Regions from separate parts of the Mus musculus genome. Here all the other regions are linked to region 2. A link is a loop called in an ENCODE intact Hi-C map of the cell type or tissue named here. Cell type or tissue: heart. All regions are shown on one strand. Links, peaks and the distances in the headings refer to the core of each region. The heading gives the core; the rest is flanking DNA.

Evidence for each region. Peaks named below come from ENCODE experiments on the same cell type or tissue, not always from the same donor. Only the 100,000 strongest peaks of a DNase experiment are listed, where the experiment ranks them.
Region 1: a loop joins it to region 2, with 3 times the contacts of the local background. A loop is called at or near these places in 3 of 42 quality-filtered maps.
Region 3: it touches region 2 in a loop (7-fold over the local background); 13 of 42 quality-filtered maps call a loop at or near these places.

What each region holds. Positions count from the first base shown.
Region 1 is chr3:10,328,305-10,334,888 of GRCm38, reverse strand. It overlaps Impa1 (inositol (myo)-1(or 4)-monophosphatase 1), which reads left to right and starts at 3,450. Exons shown (of 9, transcript NM_018864.6): 1 at 3,450-3,567; 2 at 5,881-5,946; 3 at 6,411-6,544. The coding sequence starts at 5,884. It overlaps Slc10a5 (solute carrier family 10 (sodium/bile acid cotransporter family), member 5), which reads left to right. Exons shown (of 1, transcript NM_001010834.2): 1 at 1-3,155. The coding sequence ends at 595. In heart, for the core only: a CTCF peak has its summit at 3,569; DNase peaks (open chromatin) are centred at 3,588 and 3,738; H3K4me3 peaks cover 1,460 bases; H3K27ac peaks cover 887 bases.
Region 2 is chr3:10,437,081-10,443,664 of GRCm38, reverse strand. Snx16 (sorting nexin 16) reads left to right here and starts at 3,535. Exons shown (of 8, transcript NM_029068.4): 1 at 3,535-3,750; 2 at 5,381-5,854. The coding sequence starts at 5,480. In heart, for the core only: a CTCF peak has its summit at 3,494; DNase peaks (open chromatin) are centred at 3,594 and 4,074; H3K4me3 peaks cover 1,408 bases; H3K27ac peaks cover 1,077 bases.
Region 3 is chr3:10,347,296-10,353,879 of GRCm38, reverse strand. It overlaps Zfand1 (zinc finger, AN1-type domain 1), which reads left to right and starts at 2,563. Exons shown (of 8, transcript NM_025512.3): 1 at 2,563-2,638; 2 at 5,328-5,370. The coding sequence starts at 2,584. In heart, for the core only: no CTCF peak of the experiment used is centred there; a DNase peak (open chromatin) is centred at 2,509; H3K4me3 peaks cover 1,490 bases; H3K27ac peaks cover 1,350 bases.

The DNA.
Region 1 (6,584 bases), core at 639-5,638, 110 kb after region 2:
TTGCACATCAACGTCCCTGGCCCTCATCATGATGCCTGTCAACTCATACTTTTACAGTCGGCTACTGGGCTTAGCAGGTGCATTTCACGTCCCTGTGTTAAAGATTGTGTCTACTCTTCTTTTCATACTTATGCCAATGTCGACTGGTGTCATCATTAAACACAAGATGCCTGCGAAAGCAATCTGTTTAGAGAGAGTAGTGCGGCCTCTGAGCTTGACTTTAATGTTCGTGGGCATCTACTTGGCTTTCCGGATGGGACTAGTGTTTCTGAGAATGGCTAACCTAGAGGTGTTTCTATTGGGGCTTCTGGTTCCTGCACTGGGCCTTTTGTTTGGCTATTCCTTGGCTAAAGTCTACTTGCTGCCTCTTCCTGTTTGCAAGACGGTTGCTCTCGAAACTGGGATGTTGAATAGTTTCTTAGCTCTGGCCATCATTCAGCTTTCCTTTTCCCAGCCCAAGGCACACGAAGCCTCCGTAGCCCCCTTTACAGTAGCCATGTGTTCCAGCTGTGAAATGTTACTGCTCCTTCTGGTCTACAAGGCTAAGAGAAGGCCATCCCTTAGCACAGAATATGAAAAAACTCCTCTAGTTTAAAATGTACAGCAGATGCACTATAGTCACCTTCAAGCTGGTTAAAAGCTTGACATGGGAGGTGAGGAGATCATTTCTTCTAGTACCTGTATGTGTATGTCTTATATATGTGTGTGTGACATACAGGTGCGTATAACATGTTACATGTGTGCACGTGTATGTGTTTGCATGTGTATTATACATTACCCTAACCTAGCCTAATCCAAATGGTTTAACATTTTCCTGTCAGTGTTCTTGCCTATAGTGTTTTGGGCTGATACAACCAAATCTGTTCTTTCTTATGTCACTAAGTCCAGTGTACAAAAAGCATGATTTACAAAAGACCTGATGGTGTGGTGGTGGATGTCTATCCTGATCAGAAAAGCAGTGGCTACCTCCCTGGAGCATTTGGCTTTTCAACAGAAATGCCCGTTCAGAGGCTCAAACTATAAATGCATTTGCGTAATACCAACCTATGGAGGTGCCACCATTTGCCCATCAAAGGCCAGGCAGCTCTCTTTCTAGCTGTGCTTGATGGCACTGAGAATGTGTCACGTCAGCTTTCAAATCTGTAAAACACAGACGTCCACATAGGTTTAAGATACAGGTTAACCCGACATGTGCTTTGTGGGATAGCTTTATGCATCATTAAATGTATTAAATCAAATAAGGATTAAGTTACCCAAATACCTTGCTCTTAAGAGCAAGAGGGATGCCAGGCAGTGGGACTGCCATGAGTTTGAACCTAGCTTAGTCTAGTGAGTGAGTTCCAGGAGAGCCTACCTCGATTAATCAAACAGTAAACAAACGCAGAAAGTATTGATGGGCCAGGTTTTAAATTTTGATTTTAGTTTTAAGTTTGTAGCTCTGAGGAATGATAAGTCCACTCCACTATGCATAGAATAACAATTCTATGATGATAATAATATATATTCTAATGATCTGGAACCTGTTAACACTACAGAGAATGTTAGCTTATTTTGATCAGTGTTTGCAGCTCCTACCTATGTTCCATCAATCATGAAACCATATTGAATAACATGGAGATAGACTCTACTCCTGAGTAGCTCACCTGGCTTATGGAGACTCCACCATTTTAATCTCAGTCAATAATTCTCCAGTGAACTTTGGGACACCACATAAGTTTTAGCATTTGCTTAAGTGACTAGAACAGAACCCCTCCCACCCCAGTGTATGTGTGTGTGTGTGTGTGTGTGTGTGCAGTCATGTGAGTGTACATGTTTGTGTGTGCTTAGAGTTTTCTTCTTGTCATGTATGGAGGTCTCTATAGACATCAGAGCCACCTCCACACACTCAGCAACAGGGTTCTGTATTGTGTGACACCAGCCTGCAGTCAGTGCTGCTATAACGGAATCAGAACATCAGACTCCTTTGTGCGCTTGGCTTTCAGCAGGCACTTGGCAGGAGAATGGATTGTGCTGAGTTACCTGACTGTAGCAAGGAAGAAGCAGCAGAGGCTGCAATGAGCCCCATGGAGTCCTGCTCATCTGATGGAGGAAGCTAGCGATCATTTAATGTAAAGACATCTGATACCTGGTCCCTCATCTGTCCTGCTTTGCAATGTCAGGGGAGGCTCTTTCACTCATACAGCATGCATTTGATAAGATTTTTATTTTCAAACAACTGATAATAGAGGACCCCAAAACCAAGCTCTTGAAGGTCTTTTGTGGAAGAGCAAAAAACCATGAGTATGTGATAGACACCCACATCAGTGTCTTAAGGCAGCAGGCTTCAGAAGAGTAGACTCATTTTGTCTTTGTGGGTTTATCAATCCGATTTGCTGTCCCTGCCACTCATCTCTGAGACATGTTACATGTTGTTGATAATTTCTTGTTTTGATTCCTGAGAACCAATCACTTCACAAGTAATTATGCCAGGGCATTGTGGTCATCTTGTGGGTAGGTCATCTGGATAGAGTTCCACTTAAAAGTAACATACTTACCATGGTACTGTTCCACGTGAGGAAACATTTTAAGAACCATAAACTAGCCTTTGTTGGTCATCCAGAGCAAGTGGTTGAGCCATGAAGATTCTCTGCGGATTTTGGAGTCAGGGTGCTATGCTCTTGTTGTGTGAGTTTGGGACAAATCCCCTGACTTCTCCAAGCTTTGTTTTCCTCATCTGTATTGTGCAGGGACTCTTCATGAAACCGTTCTAACACTTATGTTTAAGCACGTAAGAGCACAAGTGCTGTCTGGTGTGGTGGCAGGTGCCTGTAGCCCGAAAGTGGAGGCAGGATGCTCAAAGACTTCAGAAGCCAACCTATGCTACATAATGGAACACTGCTAAAAATCGACGCCTTTGAAAGCGGCTCAAAGACAGGGTGCTTGTATAGTATTTACAAAGCCTATGGTCCTTAGTATTGAGGGCTGCAGGTGCGGAGAGCAACTGCCTGCCGCCGTCAAGTCCACAACAAACAACCTGTATCTAAGTGAATTATGGAGAAGAGAGTTGGTGCAAAAAATAAAAATAAAAATCTCCTTTAGGCTTACAGGTTTAACAAATGAGAGTGCCCAATGACAGTCACAACTCCAATTTAGCTGTAGCCGAAGAGCAGAATGGGAAATGGGAAAATATAAACTAATAAAGAAATTTAACTAATATAATTTATATATAATTTAATATATAATATATAATATATTATATATATTTAATTTCACTAATATATAACATATATGATATAAACTAATAAAAAAATAAACTAATAAAGACAAAAGTGGAGATTTGAAAACGGGATTCTTAGAGAAGAAAGGGTATGCAGGAGAATGCCAGAACACGGTAACTTCAACCGGACCAGCCCTTACAAAGGCAAATTCGGCCCGGCTTACACCTCCAGTCTGAGCGAAGACGTGAAGGCGGGGTTTTAATGGGGCGGGACTTCCTGTCGGAGCAATCCCCGTTACCTCCGGAAGAGCCGAAGAACCGAGCCCTCGGACGCCGGCGGTTGAGCATCGATCGCGGTGCGCTCGCGCGAGGTGAGTCGGTTCTGTCCCTGGCTTCCGTGCAGCGTTATTCGGTGGCCGAGGCGGGGGGTTGTGCGGGCTGCAGACAAGCTCTCCCCATGCTGGGCCGGGGCGCCTGCCGGGCCCTCCTCCCGGCGGTGCTCTCCGTAGCGCTCCGGAAACAGCCGAGCGGGTTCGCCAGGCGGTCCTCGATCTCTGAGGTTCTGTGTCGCAGAATGAGCCCGGCTCTGCCCAAGCCCTCAGGGCTCTACACGGCAAGTTCCCTGGCTCACGAATTTACAGGATTAGGGGTGAACAAGACCAGGTCCGGTGATGTCCTGCGTCGGGAGCGGGGCCTGTATAGGATAGAAACAATTTTAAGTCTGTATGATTTTGTTCCCAAAGTGAGGGTGATAGAATATGACCCCCGTGAAAACAAGTCTTGAAGCAAAGGTCTTTGAAATAAAAGGGTTTATTGAGCCATTAATATATATCAGCTAGGAAATGGACCAAGACTTGGGGCACATTTTGTAAACTACCAGCAACAAAGCTAAAAAAGTGCCTCTGATGAGCTAACGCTATAATTGAATTTCAAGGCACAGGCTTTTAAAGTCTCTATTCTTGCCCCCCACCATGCTCCACAAAGCCAGAACAAACCCCAGAGAACTGTTACCTAATTAACTTCCCTTGTGTCTTCCCTCTTCTGGACCTCTACATTTTAGGGCACCTCAGAAATTTTTATTTATCAGCCTCCTTTCCTCAAGGAATATTAGAACTGATTAAGAAGATGTAGCATGCATTATAAATGACCAAATGTTGCATAGCAACAGCAGTTTTTCTGCAACTGTCTATTGCTTGATATCTGTTGGGTTGAAGATTCGATGGATGGCTTTTGAAACAGTCCTGGGGAGTCAGGAGGTGTTCTGTTCATGTTGTCACAAGGTAAAGTGTGAGTGGCTTGAGGAAGCAAGTGGTGAGGAGGCAAGCCCAGCCCAAGAATGTCCAGTTGTGACAGAATAGAAGAGAGCAGTAAGAACAAGTGTGACCAAGTTTGGAAAGCATTCTTGAAGAGCTGTAAGGAGTTTATTCTATAACTCAAAGCGCCTTTTATATGCTTGCTTGGACGCTTGGATCACAGGAAAAGGCGCTTAGGCGTGAGGGCAAATGTCTGTAATCCCACCAGCATTCTGAAGACTAAGCGAGGATGCTCAAAGCTTGAAGCCCACCTTATATCAATAAGAAGGAAGGTGAAGCCGTAGCCAGCAGCATCTGGTTGTGTCTGTCTGCTCTGTGTCCCTGCGCTTCTCCGTGTACCTGACGCTCTTACAGGGGAAGCACAGGGTGTGACTTGTCCTGGGAAGCAGGCAGAGCGGCCACCTTTCCTGGGCATGAGCACTTCCATGCTTCCCTGGGCTAGGGGCCCACGTTAGTGTTAGTGCGGTCAAGCCTGGGGTGAGTCTGGAGAGGTCAGCAGAAAGCTGTCAAGTCACTTGCTCACATTTCCCCTGCCTGAAGTCTAGGAGGCAAATGGCACCTTTGCTTTTAGACATAGAGTTTTCTTCTCTCAAACGTGGTAAGGGAAAGCAGGGAACTTTCCCATCAGAATTGAGCATACGTTCTGTAAAATCTGCTCATATAATACGGGGCAAAGTACTTGTAATCTGTGAACCTTAAAACTTCACCTTTACCTTATTTAATTCCATGTGCAAAGCACTGAACTCCCTGGAGTTGAGTTAATACAGGCAGCCTTTGTTCCTTGGTCTTTAAAAGTGCTTTGATTCCAGCCTTCCCATGTTCTTTACCTTGCTCCCCACCCACTCCTACACCTACCCGTTAGACCATGTCTTGACCTCATCTGAGCTTGACCTAAGCTTCAGGGGCATCCCCACGCTACCCCCACCCCCACACTATGATATGGTATAGCTACAACCCAAAATGTGATATTGTGTGGTCACTTGGGAGACAGCTTCATAGAACATTGTTTGCTATGATAATAACTCGTTGGTAATCGCAGTACTTGGAAAGTACAGACGGGGTCAGGAGTTCAAGGTCATCCTTCGCTTTGAGACTAGCCTGGGCTATGAGACTAGCCTGGGCTATGAGTCTAGCCTGGGCTATGAGACACTGACTCAAAGCAACACTAGTAACAAAAAAGTCTTACTACGAGGTGAAATATATAATATTTCAAAATGATTTTTTACTGGGACTATATGTGGGGAAAAATTGAACTATCAACCAGGGAAAGGGTGGATCAAAATCAAACCGTTGCTAATTGAGATGCTTGTGTAAGTGAGTGTCTGCATGATTCGTAACTGTTTTGTGCTGATCTCTGTTGGCTGTGTTTAGATAATGGCAGACCCTTGGCAGGAGTGCATGGACTATGCAGTAATCCTCGCGAGGCAAGCTGGAGAGGTATGAACTACAGTCTGGGTGCTGAAGGGGGCCGTAGTGTGTGGTGTAGATATTACAGAGCAGTTTTGGTCAACAAAGCATGCTTTGAGTAATCTACATGTGCAGTTTAATTAAACTGTAAATACAGTGAAAATGGCTGATTTCCTGTGTGCATGTGTGCGCGTGTGAGGCTGGGGGTGGAGCCTAGGCCTGGGCTAATCTGAGGAACCATGGGCATGGCGCTTCTAGCTGGATGTTTCAGTTTGTAATGTTAACCTGACCACGGCGGTCATGAATCTAAAATAAGATATGAAATTACATACTATTTCCCTAAAGTGTTTTGTTTTGCAGACATTTTGGAAAGAACATATTTAAGACCATGTTAAGAGTCGTTGAATGCTTGAAGTTATTTTGTGATTGACTTTCTTGTTTGGTTTAAATTACTTACATCTTTCTTTACTTGCTTACCCAAAACTTCTTTTTAGATGATTCGTGAAGCTTTAAAAAATGAGATGGATGTCATGATTAAAAGTTCTCCAGCCGACTTGGTAACAGTTACTGACCAAAAAGTTGAAAAAATGCTCATGTCTTCTATAAAGGAAAAGTATCCATGTCACAGGTACCTCTTCTGCACGCTACAGTGATAAAGCCAGGTCCAG
Region 2 (6,584 bases), core at 545-5,544:
GACAGAAAATCACAGGCAAAAGCACTGTCAAATCATATAAAGAGAAAAAAATGTGAGAGATCAGAGCGGCAAATGATTGCTACAGTTGGACTTTCAGACACATTTTTCTATGGCAAGTCCCCAGGAGTAGCCAATTGATTGATTTAGCTAACTGTGAGCAATATAAGCATCATGAAGAAACTTATAGTCTCTGAAAAGTATTTCATTTTGCAAATTAGAACCAGAAACTAAAATGATCTTGGAAATAAAAGTGTGTATACCGGTCCAGCTATTAAAAAAAAAAAAACCTGAAATTATGGGATAGCTTATTTGGTGTTAGGAGATGTGGGCAGATAGATACCTAATGCATAACTCAGTCCCTGCGCATGATTGGGTAACCACAGATGACATAAGGTCAGTTTGCATTCCAAGCCAAGAACAAAAGGCTAACCGAGGGTGGCTTCCTTGATTCTATAGAGTAGGCATTCCATAGGAAGGCATTACTGATAAGGTCATAATCGGTGTAGTCTAAAAGACGATCTCTACGTCCAACTTCACCCCCAGAAAACCTTTCAGTTCCATTAGGCTGTCCCCTAACCCTCCCTCCACACCCGCACAAGCTGTGTCCTCTCTCAAGCTTGTTATGGAAATCCCCCAAATGTCGGACGCTAGTTGAAAATGTAGCAGAAAGAACTTCAAAGACAGCTAGAAAAGGATCGAGTGTATGAATTGGCTCTCAGAGCTCAAGAAAAGAGTCGGGATCCTTCTCGGCAAAACCGAGGCTTCTCATGGACCACACCCATCCTTTCTGCACCTGACTTGCAGGAAGAGATTTCCACACCGCAAGAAAAATAGTCAATGACAGCAGTCATGTCTGCCTTACACTCATCTCAAATGATTCTCGTTCCGAATGTAAGAAGCTGGAGAGCTCGCACATCCAGCCAGGGCCTCAGGTGTCAGGTTGCCATGCCTTGCTGACCTCCCAGCTCTCCCGGAGCTAGATCACCTGTGGTTCTTTCTCTAGACTCACAAGGTCATGGCACTGAGAAAATAGAGCACATGAGTACAGATCCTAAATAGCAAGATTACAGGAACGCCCCCTATGGAGTACAAGTGCGAATCACAGAATTAATTATTTTTAAATTTAATGGGGTCACTTCATGTTCGTTTTTTAATTGTAAATTACTGAGGAAGTGTTTTCCTGTATTATAAATATCATATTTCTATACAGAGTTATCGAAGTGATAAACTAATAATGTTCCCTTATGAACTACCACACTTTATTATCTGTGTAGGTTTATGTGTGGTGTATATGCTTGTATGAGTGTTCACACGTATGTAGTACATGAAGAGGTCTACATACTTGTATGCAGATTGGGCAGGTATCACCCTTAATTGCTCTTTACCTTCTGAGGCAAGGTCTGTCACTGAACCTGGAACTAATTCAGACAGTCTAGGAGCCAATTTGCTCAAGAGATCCTGGGGTCCACCTCCCAAGAACTGGGATTAAACATATATATGAGCGTACATAGGTGTGCATGCCCGCACACCCACTCCTGGCTGTTCTTTGTGGGTACTGGGGAACTGAACTCTGGTCCTCACACTTGCCCAGCAAGTGCTTTATCCAGAGAGCCATCTCCTCATCCCAATTTAAATAATTGTAAGACTCCTGTCTGTGTCCACTCCTGGTTTTCAGTTTGCCTGTGTTACTTGCAGTTTTGGTTTTTACACTAAAACACAATCTTTGACCGTATTTAAGCAAAAGGCTAATATGTTGAAAAACTCACTAGGCTATTTCACAGAGTCTAAGGGAAGTCAAGAGGGGAGAAAGAATGGATCAATCTTAGAGAAATTAGCAGGGGGGCTTTCCAGACTTCTCACCACAGATACTCCTATGACATTAGTTTCTGTGGCATCAATCTTATGCCTTTGCTCAGCCACACCTCCATTTTAATTCTTTGGAAAGAGGCACCTGTTGGACACAAGTTGGATCAAATATGCTACTTGAAAAAAAAATCCAGCTTAATAAAAATGTATCTAAACCGGGATATAAACCTAGCCACAAGAGAAGCCAAATGTACAGAAGATAGAGCAATTCCTTAGGAGGGGAAATAATATATCTTTCCATTTCAAATGCTTCTTTTATCCTGTAGTTTTTACATCTTCTCGCTCACCCCACTATCACCTCAGGCTGATAAAAGCTATGCATCTTGTCTAACGATACCTTGGGTGAGCTCAAATGCCCTCTTATTATACATACATAAAAGTACACAACACAAAAGTCAGAAAAATAATCTTATTCTGTAAGCTGTGTAAACAGTTCATTTCTATTGTGGACCACTGCATAGAGTGTAAACTAAAAGTCTATAAGTAGGAACCGGCCAGTATATATATAGATTATATTGTATATATAGATTATGTTGTAGCCCTTATCTGACAACACACAGAATGTTCTTCTTTGATTACTAAAAATGTCTAGTTATCTCCTGAAAGTAAAATCTAGCCATTTATCAATACCAGAAAATATGCGATATATACATATGTATATATGTATATGTTTGTATATATGTATATCCTGTTATGTTCCACTCAATAATCTGAAAAAAAATTACTCAAACAGTTCCAACAACCTTTACAAGATCTTCATCTTTCTTCAAACTATGCTACCTGTACACTCTTATTTCTTGAGCGCTTTTCTTTCCTTGGCCCCTGGAGCCCTATTAAGAAAACTATTCCAAGGTTCATTTTTCTTTGCCTTACTTTTTTCTTCCCTTTATTCAATTATATTAATTCAAGGACAAAAAGGGCAATTTCATCCTGAAAATATCTTTATGTTTTCAACGAATTCTGTTTATCTCATACTTATTTCTCCAATAAAAGCTACACCTATGTCAGAAATCACATTATCATTTTGGAATCACCACTCTCAATTTTCCCCTTCTAGGTATCGCTCCAAAGCCCTAGAAATCATTGAATGATCTTTAAATAAGACAACTCGATTGTACTGACAAATGGTTCTGTAAACTTTGATATATAATATTAAATAATAGTGTTGCTGAAACACTAAAGGTTTTCAAATTAGCAAATCTAAGCAGCCTAATACTGTTTTCACTTGGGCTAAATTCAGAAATTCAGGCATTCAGGAATCTTTACCATAGTCCTAAATTACAGGGACAAATACACAATAAAATAGTGTTCTATCTGCCTACTCTTCAAATCAGTTGTCAATCCATCAAAGAAATGCTAATTATGGAAAATGACTAACCTTCTAGACCTCCCCCCCCAACCAGTGATAACTACAAGTCCCATGATGCAAAGCTCTAGCCCGAACTTATGCTAGCCAAAGTGCCTTCTGGGAATTGAAGTCTTCTCTTCATCTACTTGGCAAACTAGATATTGTAGCCCCATTTCTCAGAAACTCCCTAGTAATAAAGCCTGTGGAAAAAAAACTGTCGATTCCCTGTGATAAAATTAGATTTGTTCGGGCCACTGCAGAGACAGGGACCAGCAATCCCAGTGTGGGCCTCCGGGGGCGGTGCCGTGCTGTGACGTCACTTCCTGGAGCGGCATACCTCCCCCTCCCACTCGAGGCCGTCCCTTCCCTCGGTTCGCGGGAACCTGGCTGGGTGGCTGTGCCCAGGCACCGAGCGGCTGCTCCGGGGCGGAGGGTCACGTGAGGAGTCCGAGTGCCCGGGCAGGACGCGACCCGCCGCAGTCCAACAGGAGCCGCCTTCCTTCCCCTGACGGCGTGGGGTCGCGGAGCGCGCCGAGGTAGGACGCGGGGACACCTGCCGCCTGGACGGCGGGCGGGCGCGCGGGAGGCTGCGGGGCGCGGGGGAGCCTGGACCCCGCCGCACCCCTGGGCGCGCCTGGCCCGGGAGGACTGCAGGTGCGGGAGCCCGGCCTGAGGGCTCGCGGCCCGCGCGGACCGCGTCGCCCTGCCAGCTTCCCCGGGCCTGCGTTCCGCCACCGTGCTGTCACCCTCCTCCCCAGGTAGCGCGGGAGCATCCTCCTGGGTACGAGGTCAGGCGCCCCCGAAGAAGGCGACACGCCCTCCCTCCGCCGCTCGGCGCTCCCGCGGGTGGAAGTCCCCGGGCGCACCCCGAGGCCGCCCTTGGCAGCCCGGGGCCTCAGGTGGCAGATGTCAGAGGCCAGCGCCGGAGCTACGAGAATCCTGCGCGGTTCTTCTGGGGAGGTGCGGGGTGGGGGTCAGGATTCACCCAAGGGGTGAGTCCGTAGCTCAAGTTTCTTGAATGTTCCACAATAAGGAAGGTTGCACTGGCCGCGTGAGGTTAGACACCCTGTTTAAACTTCCTACATCCAGAGGGGACAGCTTGCTAAGAGGACAGTAAATAAAGTTGGGCTGGTAGACCCCCTGTTGCTGTGTATAAATAGACCTGTCATTTCTCCTGGTCGCTACTTAACATTTCTGAGTTTATTACTTAACGTCGTAATGGTAAGTCATTACTTCTTTATTCTACAAAATTATTCAGACATACAATATAACCATCTTTTGGACCTTAGGTTATTGAGAATGAATAATCTAGAATCAAAAAGCAAAACTTTTAATGATTTAATTTGATTGACTGTAAACCTGATACCTTCCCCCCCCCTTTTTTTTCGTTAACTTTACCAAGTTTGCATTTGAAATATATTTGATGCTAAGTTTAAAAAAAAATGTTACTTTCAAGACAGTTGTTGCTGGCTTGGTAGTACAGGTGTGTATCCCAGCACCTATGGAGGCTGCAAGATCAAAAGTTCAAACCTACCTAGGCTACTTACTTAGCAAGTTCACAGGCAACAACCTTGTAAGACCCTGCCTAAAAATTAACATATTTTTTAAGGAAGAGGTTTAGAATGCATGCATAGCATTGCAAATCTCAATCAAAGTAAAAGAGCATTCCTTAGTAATAATCAAACTTCGGACTGACTATGATTAGCCTGTGTAAATCCTTGGGAGTTTCAGTAATTCTATAAAAAAGTAAAATGAATGACTTTTTTCCTTCTTCTGTTCCTATGTTGCATATAGTACAACCAGGACGACAAAACTTCTCCTTCTGCTTCCATTTTTTGAGTGGGAGTAGACAGGAAATATGTTTGAATGTATGTTAGGATTAAGTCCATTTAAAATGAATATTGCAAAAAATAAAGAAAAGTAGACCAAAGGGAAAAAAAAAGAAGAAATATGTATATCATAAGGGTCAAGAAAAGAGATGTAAAATAAGTTTGTTCTCCTAACCATGTAAACAAGAGTCCACAGAGGTAAATCAGATTACAGGATGATGTTACCCATGTCTTCATAGGTAATTGAGTGTCACAAATTAAGAGAAGCACTTTCTTTTCTATTGGTTTGAGTTCTAGGTTGAAGTCTAATTCTTCAATATGTCCTTCTCATTTTTAGATAGTGAATTCCTAAGAAGAAAGCAATGAACTGCATATTGGTTGTTCTTTAAGTGTTTGGACTCAAAGGTGTACAAGTTTGTTGCCAAGGCCAAAGAAGATGGCAACCCCGTATGTCCCAGTTCCAATGCCAATAGGAAACTCCGCTTCCAGCTTTACAAACAACAGAAATCAAAGGAGTTCTTCTTTTGGCAGTGTTTCCACAAGCTCAACCTCTTCCAAAGGCCAGTTAGAGGACTCAGCTGTGGGCAGTCTTAAGCAGACGAATGTCCAGGATCAGATGGACAGTGCATCATCAATGTGTGGTAGTCCTCTCATTAGGACTAAATTTACAGGGACAGATTCATCCATTGAGTATTCTGCTAGACCAAGAGAGGCTGAAGAGCAGCATCCTGAGGCAGTGAACTGGGAAGACAGACCTTCAACACCTACAATTCTAGGTTACGAGGTTATGGAAGAGCGGGCCAAATTCACTGTAAGTATTGGCTTCTGCTGCACACCAGTAAGAAGAAAAAGACTGGTTTACTGGTATGCGTGTGTGTGCTGGTTAAGGCAAGCCTGTACTGCAGATTCTTGACCACGTGGTCTTTGGGTCCAGTTGTTCTGGTGCTAGGCTTATGAGAGTTACCCGTGATCGTGCATAAAGTTAGGCAGCTCATTTTTATTGCTAGCAATACTTGTCTTTTGAGGTTCTTTCTGACTGTGCTCTTCTTGTACCGATCACTTGGCAACTATATGTATGCATTCCCATTTACAATCTACTTAGGAGTAAAGTTGTTAGTTCCGTAGCTCAGCATTGGAAAATACTGGTGAGCCATGTTCTGTAGCGGGGGATACCATTGCAGTGTGGGATTTCCACTCATTCCACACCTCCCTGGGGTGTTGCCTTTTTCTGTCCTTATTTTATGTTTTCTAGTTGAAATAAAATGTGAGTTTTCTTAATGACTAGTTACATTAAACACTCAAACCTTTTTGGCCATTTGGATAATCTCTTGCACATTCTCCATTTTGCAGTTTTCTGTGTTCTAGACCTGGATCTGACTAGCACTTGTCTACAATCTGTACATCCTATAATGCTGTAAAGATGTTACCCATGTTTTAGTCTAACAGTTTTTGTTATAAACTTTAACATTTATATCTGCAGACCATCCAGGAGTGATTCTTAAATCCGTGTTGTGATGAAAGGCCCAACCATTTATATTTCT
Region 3 (6,584 bases), core at 516-5,515, 90 kb after region 2:
CAAAGGGTTTCCTAAATGTACCGGATAAGGACCAACGTATAGGCAATTACAGTTTCTTACAGCCATTCCCAACCCTTTAATTGGACCCCAGGAGGAGGGTGGCAAGCATGCAGGTGATTCATAGTTTGAAGGAAATTTGGGAACCCTTGACATAGAAACATTCTAGAGAAAAGAAAATGGCACCTGCCATTAAAGAGCACTCAAAATTCTATTGGACAGGAGGGAGACATTGTGAAGCTGGAGATGGGGTAGAAGAGTCGAGGATGCAGCTGAAAAACTTTACTGAACAAACTACAGAATGCTGTGCCTAATGAAGAAATGAAGGGATATCTTGGGCAAGGAAATGACTTTTTACTCATAAAAATAATCCAGAGAATAAATAGAGAATGAAGAATGTTTCTAAAGAAGACTCCATGGTGTTTAGGGGGCATTTCCATGGCACACATAAGAAAGGGCAGGTTTGGGCATGCATTTGTGCTTCCTAGTGCAGTAGACTGCTTTAGTTAGAAATGGAATGGTACAGGAAAAAAAAAAGCCTTCATTTTGCACTTAAGTTTTATTGTCAAATAACACAGAGCATGTACTCATAACAGACTGCTAGAAATGGAGAGCTCATGTTTTTTTTTTTTTTTTTTAAAAGATTTTTATTTTACATGTATGAATATTTGACTACATACAAGTGTGCACTACATCCACCCCTTTATTTATTGTTATTTATTGTTCTTTTTTTTTTTTTTAATATGTAAGTACACTGTAGCTGTCTTCAGACACTCCAGAAGAAGGAGTCAGATCTCATTGTGAGTGGTTGTGAGCCACCATGTGGTTGCTGGGATTTGAACTCCGGACCTTCGGAAGAGCAGTCGGGTGCTCTTACCCACTGAGCCATCTCACCAGCCCGAGAGCTCATGTTTTTAAAAAAAGTTGTCATGACTAAGTATGGAGGTAGAGGAGTTTCTGATTCATTTATCACTGGAATTTCATCAGTGAGGATATATTTAACAAAGGGGTTGAACACAAATAGATGGAGAGATAGATTTTGGTAAATAATATCTAAAGAAAAAACCAGAAAAGGAGACTCGGGGATAGGAGTAGCTAAACTTTAGTCTTGGGCTGCTATGAGATCTCCAAGAGCTGAAAAAGAAATGTTCTGATTGGATTGGTGGGATATATATTTGCCATCTATTTAGAACATTCAGTCACGGTAACATTCTAGAAAATCTACTGTTGCTTGACTGTACCAACATTAGTAAAACGTAAGTTGCTGAGCCTTAGATTCAAGAAATCGCAAGGGCTGGGAGTTAGCTCTCTGAAAAAACTGTTTGCTGCCCAAGCCTGTGGTGTCTGTTCGAATATCCAGAATGCACTGAAAAAGTATGGTGTGTGGCAATTGTATTCACTTTACTCTTCAGGAGAGCATTTGAGTACCCTTAAGTCACATGGGAGACTATTCAGGTCTGCAGCTGATTGTCACTCATCCACTCTGATTGTGTCCAGTGTCTTGTCAGTAGAAAGACATCCCTTCCTACCCCACCTACAAGGCAAGGCCTCCCCTTAGTTCTAATGAAGAGGCTCGTCAGACATCAAACAGCTCCCTTCATCCTATGACCTAGGAGCTTGCCTCTGCAGTGTGCTCTCCTAACCGAGGAGCGATGTACACTTTAGTTGCATGTATTTTTTTTTTTCCTTACTAGAATTTTAACAAATAATTAAAAGAAGCCTTTAAATTAAAAACAAAAGCCTAATGCTTTCATGGTGAGGGCATTTACTTCAAACTAAAACATCAAGACAATATAGTAATCAGTGTCCCGGTACCTCTCTTGATTGCTATAACATTTTTTTTTTTTGCTAGCATTCTTTTTTTTTTAATTAGGTATTTTCTTCAATTACATTTCCAATGCTATCCCAAAAGTCCCCCATGCCCTCCCCCCACTCTCCTACCCACCCACTCCCACTTCTTGGCCCTGGCGTTCCCCTGTACTGGGGCATATAAAGTTTGCAAGACCAAGGGGCCTCTCTTCCCAATGATGACCGACTAGGCCATCTTCTGCTACATATACATGAGCTCTGGGGGTACTGGTTAGTTCATATTGTTGTTCTACCTATAGGGTTGCAGACTCCTTTAGCTCCTTCTTGCCAGGTCTTTGTTGGCTCCTGGGAATACAGTTACTTAAGAAATCAAGAAATCTTCGTGAGGGAGTTCTCAATTTTGGAGACTCAATGTAGAGAACAGCGAGTGCAGTTTCCAAAAGAGGAGCTAGGTTTTTCTCAAATTTGAGCCCGAGAACCTCAGCTACAAGAATTGAGTTCTACTAAGTCTCTTCTCTTTCTGGAGAGTGCTGGAACCTCCAGGAAGCGCGCAAGTGTCTTCAAGGCCCCGCCTCTCCTGTGGGCCCCGCCCCGCATGCTCGCCTCGCCCCATCGCGGAGTCCCGCCCCACCCCACCGGGGGTCCCGCCCCCGAAAGCCCCGCCTTGCCCCACTACAGGCCCCACCCACCTCACAGGACGCCCCGCCCTCGGTCCTGCCCGCTCCGGACTGACGTTCCCAGCGCTGCCCCGCCCCCTGCCCTTGCGGCGGTGGAAAGATGGCGGAGTTGGACATTGGGCAGCACTGCCAGGTGCAGCACTGCCGGCAGCGAGGTGACGCTGGAAGCCCCATTTTCATCCGCGGGAGACCTGGGCCGGGTTCTGACGGCCGGGGCGGTGGCGGCGGGTGAGGGAGGACGCGGGGCGTGAGCGACCTTCCAGGGTGATACTGGTGGTGTCTTTGTTACTGTTCCTCGGTGTAGGGGCGAACTTTGTGGCTCCCTTGGTTTGCACGCAGATCCCGAATGCACACCTTGCAGACTCCTCGGGGTATCCAGATGGCCTTGCTCAAGAAGCCCTGGTCGGCGAAGCGACTTAGATCAGGACTCCAGTTCCCCTCGGTCCTTACCATTGCCACCGTGGAGCATCCACTTTCCCAGGCTTTTTCTTGATTGATTTTTTATTTTTTTGTCTGACAAATGCGTTGAAGAGCATCAGTTTTCAGCAGTGTGTTCGCAGGTTTTTAGACGTCTTGGTGTTTCTAATATTAACTTAAGCTATTAGTTGCAGATCAGTAAACCACATTTTAGGAAGGTTTAATAAATACTATGGTAATGGTAGACCTTGTCATAAACATAGGCCCTGGTGGTATGCGTCAAAGTTCAGGGTGTTTAGACTCCTATAGCCGGCAAGTCCTTAAAGCGTCAGGCTCACAGTCTGTTAGATCGCACTCCAAATGTGAGCAGAGGGTTTCCTCATGCTGCAGCTTCTGTTAGTTCCTAACAAGGTCTTGAATGCAGCTCTTGGGTTTGGCCTGGATTCCTGCAGTAGGTGATGCCTGCACTAAGCAAAGGCAAGACAGGACGTGTTGTTGTATATGTCCTTTACCATTCACTCAGCAGATCAATTTTGTTTTTGTTTTTTGGTTTTTTTTCCCCATGTAGTCCTTTCCTAGGGAAGCTTGGCTATTTGAATTTGACTGTTAAGTTATATACATCTTGTCAGGTTGATTTACTAGTATGTCTAAATATATCTACCATCTGTGATATAGCTCATCCTTTCCAGTTTCACATATCTGTAGTGTTATTAAGATGAGGCCTATCTCTTGGACTAGCAGAAAGGGGGTGCAGTTAAGTAGGGATATGTGATGCTAAGAAATTATTTTAATCATAACTCTTCCTCCTGGGCTACCTTGAATGGCATATAATACTTGCTTGAACCCTCTAAGTCTCAAAATAGCAAACACAACCAATTTTTCCCATTGAAAGTGACATAATGGGCCAGTGACAAAGTCTGTAATCCAAACCTCGGCGTGTGTCTCAGACAGGAGCATGGCTGTAGGCAGGACCCTCATTCAGAGGCACTAGCCAGGAGTAAGACAGACCCTGCCTCAAAATCACAGTGGGAAGAGAGAACTGATTCCCGAAAAGTTATCCTCCACCCTCCATTTGTGTCAAACAAGAAAACACAACACACACACACAATAATAAGAAAAATAAATCTAAAAAAGTATAAAAATTCTGCAGATTATGTGTTTGAGTTTACATATTGACACATATCTCTAATTTCTTGGCATGAAATTGAAGCTCACAGTATTATGATTCGTTTAATAACAATAGTGATAGCTCACTAGGCGCTTCTCATTCTAGGAAAACATTCGGGCCCTTAGTCTGCAAGCATGATTACCTAGGGGGACCCTCTTGGCATTTTGGATTAAGATACCCTACAAGGTATCTTTTCTGGACTATTAAAGTTCTCTGTAAAGGACTGAGCAGTACTGTCTGGTTGCCATTGTGAAAGCAGTGTGACTGGGTTTGTGTAGCTTATGTGGCCACTTGCTGGGATTCATATATGAGATAGATTGAAGTCAGTTAGAAAGTGACTGAGCCAGGTATGGGGGCTCATACTGTATTTCCAGCACTCTAGAGTCTGAAAAAGGGGGAATGAGGAGTTTAGAGGCCAGCCTTGGCCATATGAGACCTGTGTCAAACAGAAAATAAACACAAAAAAGTGATTGTTTTTAATAATTAGTTTCTATAACTGAGGATTGATACTTGTGTGAACTTTACAAAGTATATGTATATAGACAGCATTAGTATGAATTAACTAATAAGGAATTATAGATATAAGTGAGATTGATACATACACATATATCTATGTGAGAGAGAGAAACATATATACAGCATATACTACATGTATATCTGCGGCTTTATTATTAAGTAAACTACTTACTATTGCTAGATTGATGTTAAATGGTGTCAGAATTAAAACCCAGAATTTTGACACCAAATGCATACATTCTGCAGCACACTGTTCTAAAAAAAAAAAAAAAATACCTAGTAAATCTTGGAAACAAAACAATGGAGAAAAATACCACCATTGTTTTTTTGTTTTGTTTTGTTTTAACAAAGTTACTAAGTAACATCTACCTCCCATTGATTGAGCCACTTTCCTAGAGTTGGAGATTTGGTACTTTTTGGTTAATAATGATTACATAGTAATGATATACTGGGTCATTGGAAAGAAATTTTTTCTTAGAGTTGGCAGCAGATTTTTTTGCTTAAGAAAACTAAATCAAGCCAGGCAGTGGTGGTGCACGCCTTTGATCCCAGCACTTGGGAGGCAGAGGCAGGCAGATCTCGGAGTTCCAGGCCAGCCTGGTCTACAGAGTAAGTTCCAGGACAGACAGGATTACTCAGAAAAACTATGTCTCGAAAAACCAAAACAACAAACAAACAAACAAACAAAACTACATCAAAATCAGACACTAACCAGGACCTACTATATTTTCCTCTAATTTTAGATTTTCTTCCATTTGTGTGTGATGGTTGTTCAGGAATATTTTGGTAAGTTACATTTGTATGTAGGATATGAAAAGAATTTTGGTGGTTGTCAATATGGAGTTAATTGTGACAAATATGATGTAAACCATAATTCAGTCAGTCTTTTCCACAAGTGACTACAACGCTGAATAGGAACTGTCAGTGGCTAAAGTTACAACACTCTTCTACATCATAATTCCAGCACTCTAGAGTCTGAAAAAGGGGGAATGGATTTGGAAAGTCATGCCTTGACTTTCATCCCTTCATTTACTGATTCAGTTCATAAACAATCTAGCAATAGTAAGTAGTTTACTTAATAATAAAGCCGCAGATATACATGTAGTATATGCTGTATATATGTTTCTCTCTCACACATAGATATATGTGTATGTATCAATCTCACTTATATCTATAATTCCTTATTAGTTAATTCATACTAATGCTGTCTATATACATATACTTTGTAAAGTTCACACAAGTATCAATCCTCAGTTATAGAAACTAATTATTAAAAACAATCACTTTTTTGTGTTTATTTTCTGTTTGACACAGGTCTCATATGGCCAAGGCTGGCCTCTAAACTCCTCATTCCCCCTTTTTCAGACTCTAGAGTGCTGGAATTATGATGTAGAAGAGTGTTGTAACTTTAGCCACTGACAGTTCCTATTCAGCGTTGTAGTCACTTGTGGAAAAGACTGACTGACTAGTCACAGTTTCTAATTGGCTACGCGTGTATGTCCTTAAGCATTAAGTTACCAGAAATGTATTCATGAATGTGCACTGTAAGATTATGTATCGTAATTACAGTGAGAGAATAATACCCATACTTTAAAGAAGTAGCTTTGAAAACTCTAGCCATAATTATTCTGTGTATTTTTGTGAACATACGTAAAGTGTCCAACCTATAATGTTCTCAAAATGGATAGTGCATGGTATTGGAACACAGACCTTGCAAATATGCCCTGGGTTCCACCCAAGGATTTGGAAAGTCATGCCTTGACTTTGCATCCCTTCATTTACTGATTCAGTTCAGAAGAAACTGTGAGACCCCTTGTTTGCATGCAGTTAAAGCACTCCAATTAAACATAGCTAGAATGGTGCATTGTTTATATTCAATTGCAGGTGAACACTTACGGTGAAAACATTTGAGACTGTACACGCCCCTTCGTTCTGTGGCTTCTGCTTGTTCTTACCTGAAAGTCACTACTGTAGTGTGCAGAATGCACCATAAGGATGTG